Linked DNA regions of Homo sapiens: all the other regions are linked to region 1. A link is a contact called in ENCODE Hi-C or POLR2A ChIA-PET data. All regions are on one chromosome and are shown on one strand. The core of a region is the stretch at or near the end of the contact, and the rest is flanking DNA. Distances in the headings are between cores, read along the strand shown. Region 1 holds the start of CD40 (CD40 molecule). Region 2 holds the start of OCSTAMP (osteoclast stimulatory transmembrane protein). Region 3 holds the start of ACOT8 (acyl-CoA thioesterase 8).

Region 1 (3,185 bases), core at 262-2,761:
GCAGGCTCGGGAATCATGCAGATGTAGATTCACAACCAGGTTCTTCCATTAGCTAGCTATGAGACCTTTGGCAAGACAATCCCCCTTTCTGAGCCTCAATTTGCCCATCTGTATAATGGGGGAGTTGTGAGAAATCAGACAAAGAAAACAGGCAGTGTTTGGCTCAGAGCCTGACACACAAGAAGCCCTCAATAGATAGCTTCTGACATTGTTGTCACAGCCCAGCCTCTACCTGGAGCCAAAGTTGGGAGTTATGAGGGCAAACTCTGCTCTTGAGAAGCCTGGATCACACCCTTCACCCCACCTCCTCTGGCTCTTTCTCCACTCCTACCACAAGGGCCCCCCTTTACCTCTTTCCAGCTCCGCCCTCCCCCTGCCTCCCTGTTCCCTAAGAGCCATTGCTTCAGGTGAAAGTGAAAGCTGTGGGACCAAAGCAGCCTCCCCACTCCCTCTCTTCCCTTGCTGCTTCCCTTGCTTTCCTTGATACCATGGGTCATTCCTGCCCAGGCTTCAGGCAGGAATCTACAGCCCTCTAAAGTAGGGGGAGGCCAGAGGGGCTGGGATGAAGGAGCCAGGTACTTGGGGGATTCCCAGCCTCCAGAATGAGGAACTACAAAAATACATTTAAACAAAAAGTGAGTCAAGTGTAGGCTTCTGAAAATCCCGGAGATATGCTTGGTTGGCTCTGAGCCCCTCTGGTGCCTGGAGAAACCCCTGGTTTCTCCAGCCCTCTGATCACCAGCCCTGTCAGAGCCAACCAGAACTCTGGTCTCCTAACCCTTTATTGTGTCCCATAAACTGTTCATCTCCCCAGGGGTCTCCTATGTCATCTTAAATTCAGGAGAAAAAGGCAAAGCCCTGGGGATTCCTCCTAGGTTGGAACACCCAAGATACGGTTCGGGGTGGAAGGCGATGTTAAAAGCTCCTTGCCTTCTCACAAAAGTACCTGGGCCTCTGCACCCATCTCTTGTTCCCACAAGATGCCCTGGAAGAAGGCAGCCCCAGCTGGCAAGGAGATGATAACTACTTACAGAGGCTGGCATCTGTCCACAATAAGAAGGGGACAGGAAACGGGCCAGACCCGCCCCTTCCCTTGGTCCGCCTCACTTCCCGCCCTCTGAACCCCCTACCAGTCTCTGTGTGGCCAGCCTCTGAGGCTCCCTAAACCCGTCCAGGCCGTCTAGGCACGCTTGGGCAGCCAGTGCCTTCCCTGAGCGGCCCCTGTAGGCCGCTCCCGGGACCCCAGCCCGGGAGAAGAGAGAGGCAGCCCACCCCATTCAGCCAGGAGCGGGGGCACCTTGCCCAGCTCCCACCCACCCTCCTGCCCCCACAAAAATCAGCCAGGAAGGCCTCTTCCCCGAAGTCTTCCTTCCCTTTCCTTCTCATTCCCCACTCCCAACTCCCGTCTGGTCGGGGCAAAAACAACTCACAGCGGTCAGCAAGCAGCCCCAGAGGACGCACTGCAGAGGCAGACGAACCATAGCGAGGTGAGACCAGGCGGCAGGACCACTGGGCGCCCGAGCGAGGCCTCTGCTGACTCCCCTGCCCCAGCCTTGGCCCCGCCCAGGAAAGGGGCGGGGTCTTCAAAGACCAATCGCGGTCCACCTATCGGGGGGGCGGAGCCCCCAGCAATTCACCGCGCAGGAGTTTCCCCAGAACATTCCCACAAGTCTAATTCCCCCGGGAGTTTAGGGACGCATCTTGCTGTGTACGGGAGGAGGCATGGTCCCAGAGACAGCTCTTCTTCTTTGCCCCCAGGTCCCACAAAGGCCAAGCCGAGGCGGGCTAGGAGCTAGCCTGCTTCCTGCGACCGGAGAGAGATCCCATGGGTGCTGGGGCCTGCCACAGGGACCCTCACGGTTTTCCCCTCCCTGCCCCGCTCTCCGCTGCCTCTAGGTATCCTGGCAGAACCGAAAGAGGCTCCACTGCGGAGAGGCCTGAGGAAGTTCCCCCCACACCACCACGCAGAAAACGGGAAGGCCACAGCTGGGGTATGGGGAGGCGTTTCAAGGAAGAGTTTCCCAACTCAGAATTTCGCTCTCTTTCAAAGGAAATTCCCTCGTGTGGGCGCGTCGTCTCAACTTCCCATCCATTCATCCATGCATCCATGCGTCCTCACCTCATTCCATTCCATCCCACCTCCCACCCAGCACCTGGAGACAGGCATTTATTAAGAGTGGGGCCGGGCGCGGTGGCTCACGCCTGTAATCCAGCACTTTAGGAGGCCGAGGCGGGCAGATCACTTGAGGTCAGGAGTTCGAGACCAACCTGGCCAACATAGTGAAACTCCGTCTCTACTAAAAATACAAAAATTAACCGGATGTAGTGGCGTTCGCCTGTAATCCCAGCTACTCGGGAGGCTGAGGCAGGAGAATCGCTTGAACCGCAGAGGCAGAGATTGCAATGAGCCGAGATCGTGCCACTGCACTCCAGCCTCGAAGGCAGAGCAAGACTCAGTCTCAAAAAAAAAAAAAATAAATAATAAATAAAAATAAAAATAAAGGTGGGGGCCAGGCGCGGTGGCTTACGCCTGTAATCTAACACTTTGGAAGGCCAAAAAGGGAGATTGCTTGAGGCCAGGAGTTCAAGACCAGCCTGGCAACATGGCAAGACCCCCATCTCTACAAAATAAAGAAATTTTTAAGTTAGCCAGGCATGGTGGCAAACACCTGTAGTCCCAGCTACTCAGGAGGCTGAGGCAGGAGGATCGCTTGAGCTCAAGAAGTCAAGGTTGCAGTGAGCCATGATTGCAATGATTACATCACTGCACTTCAGCCTGGGCGACAGTGCAAAACTCCATCTCAAAAAAAAAAAAAGAGTGGGCCAGCCTTTTGTGGCATCATAAAACACTTTAAGTATGTTAGGAAACTCGGGACCCTCTCATTTTGCAGAAACACACACACTTGTGCCTACATTTCCTGGGTTCATGAACTCTGAAGACGTGCTTTTGTTTTTTTGTTTTTTGTTTCGTTTTGTTTTTTGGGTGTTTGTTTGGTTTTTGGTTTTTGGGTTTTTTTTGACAGAGTCTCATTCTGTTGCCCAGGCTGGAGTGCAGTGGCATGATCTCGGCTCACTGCAACCTCTGCCTCCTGGGTTCAAGCAATTCTCCTGCCTCAGCCTCCCGAGTAGCTGGGATTACAGGCTGGCGCCACCACGCCCAGCTAATTTTTGTATTTTTAGTAGAG
Region 2 (3,185 bases), core at 174-2,673, 430 kb before region 1:
TGTAACTATAAGAACGTCACTTCCCCTATCCAGGCCGCAGGACATTCCCCTTCAGGCCTGAGAGTGACCCAGGCAACATGTCCTTATAAGGGAAAGTGGCTGTGCCCCTACTGGTCCATCCCACAGAGGGGGAGCCTGGGGGGCTCAGGGGAGGCCTGCTGGGAGTGATGGGGTACAGAGATGCTGGAGAGGTGTCTGCATTCCAGGTAGGAACTGGCTTTCAGGACAGCCTGAAAGCAGACCTGCAGGGCACTAACTGCAGAGGGTGTGCGTGGGGAATTTACATTATTGAGTACCTACTATTTGCAGTACCAGCTGTACTATGAAGTAATCACGAGGTCTGTGAATTATCCCCTCCACAGCAGCAGAGCCCAGTGGCTAACTGGTATACCCTGAAGCCAGCCCGCTGGTTAGAAATCACGGCAGTACCATTAATAGCTGAGTGGCGTGGTTGGCGACGTAGCTCTCTGAGTCTCAGTTTTCTGAGCTGAAGAATGAAAATAACATCTTTACCATAAAGGGATGTTCAAAGTAAGTGTTCAGTGAATTTGAAGAGAAATTGTTTAGAAGAATGCCTGATACATAGTAAGTGCTCAATAAATGTTAACTGTTATTTTCATTAACTATTTTTTTTTGAGACGGAGTCTCGCTCTGTGCCCAGGCTGGAGTGCAGTGACGTGATCTCAGCTCACTGCAACCTTGTCTCCTAGGTTCAAGTGATTCTCCTGCCTCAGCCTCCCGAGTATCTGGAACTACAGGTATGCACCACCACAAACCAGATAATTTTTGTATTTTTAGTAGAGACAGGGTTTCACCATGTTGGTCAGGCTGATCTCAAACTCCTGACCTCAGGTGATCCACCCCCCTCAGCCTCCCAGAGTGCTGGGATTACAGATGTGAGCCACTGTGCCCAGCCTCATTAAACTTTTTTTAAGGGGAGAAAACCAGCAGAGAGATATGAGGTCACCTGCCCAAGGTCTCATAGCTAGGGAGGGACAGAGCTGAGATTTGAAGCGAGGTACAAGTCAGGCTAAAGACAGGAAGGGGGCTGGGGAAGGAGACCAGAGCCACTGCTCCCAGTACTTGGCAGGGGTCTGATTATCACCTGTGAGTCCCAAGAGCAGGGATCAGGCTCCCCTTGGGGCACACAACTATGGAGTGGGAGGGAAAGGGAAGCTGTATGGTTTCTCTGTGCCTCAGTTTCCTTCTCTGTAAAATGGGGCTAATTCTACCTTCCTGCTACCAAGATTAGAGACATCGCTTGGAAAAGGCTGTCTTTTCCTCTTCCCACACCTTCCACCCGCTCTTGCTTGTGGGCAGAGGATGAGGCAGCTTGCCCAACCCTCTGGGAGGTGGGCCCCGAAAAGGGCGGGACAAGGCAGCCAGGAGAGCTTCATTAAAGAGTGGAAAAGCAGAAGTGGCAGGGATTCCCAAGTCCCAGCGATTCCCCCACTTCCTCTCCACCTGCCACAGCTGCCAGCGACCGCCCGCCTGAAACCACTGCCATTTGGACAGCATGCCAGGCCACCCAGGAGCAGCTGAGCAACTTGTCAAGACCGGGTAGGTCTGGGGACTTTGGACACTGAGGGCTACAGGTGAGAAAACAGTCAGCCATTGGGGGTGATGGATATGAACCCAAATCTTCAGCTCTGCCATTCCTTGGCTATGTGACCTTAGGCAAATCCTCAGTTCTCTGTGAGCCTCAGTTCCCCATCTGTGAAATGGAAGTAATAATGACATCTACAAGACTGTTGCCAGAATTGAATGAGAAAACACATGCTTAGTACTTGGCACCTGCTTGGCTCAGAGGAAGCACTCACTAAACAGCAGCTAGTTTCCTTGCCATTTTCAATACCCCGTGCAGGAATTGTCATCCAATATGACTTAGGACTGGCTTTCAATCCTTAAAATTGTTTTTATTATTAGCTATTATTCCAAAAGCTACTGTGTTCCAAATATTAATTATATAGTAGAAGGGGGTGTTTAGTCCCAAATTCAAATGCCTTCGGGAGCTGGGAAGGGGTTGCACCTGTGGAAGGCCACCTGGGTGTGCAGACGGACCCGTTCATTGATCAGCAGGATGCAGTCTGCAGGGCTGCTCCCCTGTCAAAGGTGGGTAGTGGATACTCAGCTCCAGCTACCTGTTGCAAAGGTGGGAGCTCTAACCCAGATCTTCTTATCTCTCAAGAAAAGCTGGAAACCCAGATTTTAATGTGAAACTTCCTTATTTCCAAATGGGGGCAGCTTACACACACACACACACACACAGAGTGGGCCACAATAAGGCACATTTGCATATGATTCAGCCTTTAGGGCTTCAAGGTTGTGACCTTCACTCCAGCCCCACAGGCCTCACTGCATCTCAGCTTCCCACTGTTCTGGTTCTCCCAACTCCCTATTTCCCGATGGTCAGAGCACAGGACCTTTGCACACGCTGTTCCTTCTGTCAGGGATGTCCAACTCCCTTCTTCACCCACAAACTGACACTTGTCCTTCCACCCCCAGCTGGAATGTCACCTCTTCCAGGGAGCCTTCCTGACTCCCAGGTAAAACTGGGTCACTCTCCATCTATCCCACCCCAGTCCAGGCCCAGGCATACTATGCTCAGAATTCTTTGTTAATGAACTTAAACTCTAATGGTCTATTTAAGTCTCCTCAATTAGACTGTGAACTCCTTTAGTGGGACCAGGACTTAATTCATCTTTGTGTCCACAGGGGTCAGCACAGAGCCTGGGCACAGAGGAGACTCGAGTGAAACATTTACATCGTTGACATAAGTATCATCAGAGTAACAAGTGGTGCAGTTTTATAGGATCCCTCTTCTGTGCCAGACCCTGTGTAAACTTCTTTACATGGATTATTTCATTTTATTGTCCCAGAAGCCCTGTGACAAAGGTTTCTGTATTAGTCAGGACTCATTGAGTTGCAAGTGACAGATTGATCTTACACTGCCTGTAGAAAAACAGACATCTCCTAGTGTGTGGTCCGGCATAGATTTCGGCTTCAGGCATTTCTGGATCCAGGTCCTCCAACAAGGCCACTGGGACTCTCTGTCTGTTTCCTAACACTGTTTTCCTTGTGTTGCCTTCATCCCAGGCCGACTCATACTACATGGTGGTCCCCAAGGCTTGAGGCATCTTCCTACCAGCTTAGCTCTCAAGGCAACAAAGGGCAGTTTTTTTGTC
Region 3 (3,185 bases), core at 297-2,796, 260 kb after region 1:
AAGTTAAAACTTTCTTACATTGGGTTGTTTCACCTAATCCCTGAAGGCATTTGAGTTTTCAACTCCTGTCTTAACCTCTAAGCCTGACTTCTCATCTGTCAAATCTTCTCATCTGTCAAATGCAAAAAAATAACATTTATCTATAATTCTGAAAAAAAAGCCCTGCAGGGTAAAGCATGCATAGAGAACACTGCCTGGCACATGGAAAGTGTTTGAAAACGGTTAATATAAGGAGCTCAAAAACCATTTACAAAATGAATGAATAGACCAGGCATAGTGGCTCATGCCTGTAATCCTAACACTTTGAGACGCCGAAAGATCGCTTAGTCCAGGAGTCTGGGAACAGCCTAGCCAACATAACAAGACCCAGTCTGTACAAAATCAAATAATTAGCCAGGCATGGTGGCGTGCACCTCCAGTTCCAACTACTTGAGAGGCTGAGGTGGGAGGATCGCTTGAGCCCAGCAGTTGAAGGCTCAGTGAGCTGATTGTGCCACTGCACTCCAGCCTGGGGGACAGAGTGAGACCCTGTTTCAACAAATATATAAGAACTAAAAACTGAATGAATGAATGAACGAACATTCCAACGACCATGTGACTGTTTTGTAAAGAGGAGACTGATGAAGGAAATTATCGCCAAGGTGTTTTTATCCGTTTATGAAAGCCATACTTTGTATTTGGGTTGCTGCAGCTGCTCAAAACAATGGGAGAAACTGCAGTTATAAATTCCAGAAAAGCCTGTGAATGGAGTGAAAGTGGAGTGGGTGGTCAAAAACCAATGGCCGTGGAGGCTTAGCTCTCTTCACAAGGCACACAGCAGGTGCTCAATGAGTGCCTGTTGAATGAATGGCCACGCAGCCCAATGCGTGCCTATGCACCCCTCCTCCTCCAGGCAGCCCTCCGGAGGTCCAGCCTCCTCCCCACCCTCTTGGCCCGCCCCGCCCCGCCCGCCCTTACAGGATGTCTTCGCGGATGGAGGTGCCATGGTTGAGGTTGTGGAAGCGGACGGAGACGCAGTCCCTGAGAATGAAGGAGCACCTGTTCTCCCTTTTGTAGGCGCTGAAGCACTCCTTGAAGTCCTCATAGGTCTTGAAGCAGCTGCCCAGCTCCATGGCCGCCCCCACAACCCACACTAGGGGCTGGTCCCAGCCCGGGCCCAAGATCACACCAGGGGTCAAAGGTCACACTATGAGGGTTTATAGGCAGGCGTGGGCCCAGAATGCCTTAAGGGTCCGCCCCAACTGGGTGGCCTATTCTGGAACTCAGGGAGGAACCCTAGGCCTGACCGGGTTACAAGAGGAAGGGGGTGTATTTGCTATCTGACAGGGGAAATGACACTCAGTCCATATTATCCAGTCCCGAGGTTCCGCCTCCTCAGCGACATATCCAGTCACACACAGGATTCGCAGATTGGCATTCATTTTCTCCAATTGCTAGAGAAAGAGGGCCACAGCCACCAGCGGACTGACAGGAGTCCTGACCAATCATAACCTAGATTCCTCCTTCCCGGGGTCTGCAGGAGACTTCCGGTTACTAGGGCAATCTGCCGGAAGAGTCAGGTTCTGTGTATGTCTCCGCGTCTTCCGCGGAGCGGGTGTGCAGGGCCTGCAGCATTGAACTAGATGTCGTCCCCGCAGGCCCCAGAAGATGGGCAGGGCTGTGGCGACCGCGGCGATCCCCCTGGGGACCTCCGTAGCGTCTTGGTCACGACCGTGCTCAACCTCGAGCCGCTGGACGAGGATCTCTTCAGGTAGCCGGCAGCTCCTGCCCAGCATCCCCTCCTTTAGGGCAGAAACTTGATCTTGACTGCCGCCGCCCGGGGCCCCTGGCTCCGGGACTAGTATGGCTCTGCGTGGGATGCACCCTCTGCCACGATTAGGAGAGAACTCGCCCCCAACAGAGCTGTCCTCTCTGCTCTGGCTTCCTCCCTTCCTCTCCGCGCTGCGAGGTCTGCACAGCTGAGCAAATATAGTGGTGACCTGAGAGACCCTGCTCGGCAGCCTGCCCTAAGCCTTCACGGGGGAGCTAGCCCAGAGAGGGCAGTGATTTGCCCAAGGGCACACAGCTGATGGATCAGCCTTAAAACCGACGCCGCAGCTCCTTGTGTCTTCAGTATCCTTTTCTTCTCACAATATCCCGCCCCCAGTACCATTTGGTGGGTCTGGTTTCTCATTACTTATTCTGAGGCCTAAGCATGTTTTTTTCTTTCCCAGCATCGCTGAAGTTCTTGACTGCAGCAAGGGTTTCTTTCTTTCTTTGAGGCGGAGTCTTGCTCTGTTGCCCAGGCTGGAGTGCAGTGGTGCGATCTCGGCTCAGTGCAACCTCCGCCTCCCGGGTTCAAGCATTTCTCCTGCCTCAGCCTCCTGATTAGCTGGGACATACAGGCGCGCCACAGCCCAGCTAATTTTTTAACTTCTTTTAGTAGAGACGGGGTTTCACCGTGTTGGCCAGGCTGGTCTCGAACTCCTGACCTTGTAATCTGCCCACCTCTGCCAAAGTGCTAGGATTACAGGCATGAGCCACCGCGCCCAGCCCCCTGCAGCAAGGCTTCTAACAGCTTTGACCTCCAAGGCTTCTCCTGGCTTTACTGGAAGTTATCTTACTTTGAGCTCCCTTCCTTCCACTTAAGGAATTGTAAATAACTTCTTGGAGGGCTATTTGATTTTTGTTTTTGAAGACAAGATCTGGCCCTGTTGTCCAGGCTGGAGTGCAGTGGCACGAACATGGCTCACTGCAACCTCGACCTCCTGGGCCCAAGTGACCCTTCTGCCTCAGTCTCCCGTTTAGCTGGGACCATAAGCGCTTGCCACCACATCCAGCTAACTTTTTTATTTTTAGTAGACATGAGGCCCCACTTTGGAGCCCAGGCTGGTTTTGAACTCATGGGCTCAGGCGATCCTCCCACCTCGGCTTCCCAAAGTGCTGGGATTGATTACAGGCGAGAGCCACCTGCCAGGTCATGGAGGGCTGTTCATAACTCATTGTTACAGAAAATGCCAAACAGCTGGGACGTGGGAGGCTAGAGACATAATTATTCAGCTTCCAATGGGCCTACATTCTGGGCAAGCATTTTCATCTCTGGGGCCAAGCTGCAGTTTTCTCATCTGTACACTGAAGGAGTTAGACTTGATGTCTGAGGGCTCTTGTTATTTATTCATTTATACATTTATTTAATTTTATTTTTT

The links. Hi-C counts contacts between places; a loop is a spot of excess contacts on that map. ChIA-PET counts read pairs that join two places held with the same protein, here RNA polymerase II (POLR2A). Pooled maps may share reads with other maps.
Region 2: a loop to region 1 is called in a pooled map, with 4 times the contacts of the local background. The contact joins the promoter of OCSTAMP here to the promoter of CD40 in region 1. A Hi-C loop is called at or near these places in 10 of 37 single-sample maps with no recorded cell type and 4 of 50 pooled maps.
Region 3: a pooled map shows a loop between it and region 1 (7-fold over the local background). The contact joins the promoter of ACOT8 here to the promoter of CD40 in region 1. A Hi-C loop is called at or near these places in 1 of 37 single-sample maps with no recorded cell type and 6 of 50 pooled maps. POLR2A ChIA-PET finds 5 or more read pairs at or near these places in 1 of 52 experiments (PC-9).

Annotation. Positions count from the first base shown.
Region 1 is chr20:46,116,640-46,119,824 of GRCh38, reverse strand. It overlaps CD40 (CD40 molecule), which reads right to left and starts at 1,511. Exons shown (of 9, transcript NM_001250.6): 1 at 1,431-1,511. The coding sequence starts at 1,481. RefSeq lists enhancers at 289-638, 1,649-1,708, 1,474-2,290, a silencer at 1,513-1,732 and a cis regulatory region at 232-2,329.
Region 2 is chr20:46,548,892-46,552,076 of GRCh38, reverse strand. OCSTAMP (osteoclast stimulatory transmembrane protein) reads left to right here and starts at 1,423. Exons shown (of 3, transcript NM_080721.3): 1 at 1,423-1,560. The coding sequence starts at 1,517.
Region 3 is chr20:45,855,753-45,858,937 of GRCh38, reverse strand. It overlaps ACOT8 (acyl-CoA thioesterase 8), which reads left to right and starts at 1,546. Exons shown (of 6, transcript NM_005469.4): 1 at 1,546-1,750. The coding sequence starts at 1,623. ZSWIM3 (zinc finger SWIM-type containing 3) reads right to left here and starts at 1,324. Exons shown (of 2, transcript NM_080752.4): 1 at 958-1,324. The coding sequence starts at 1,112.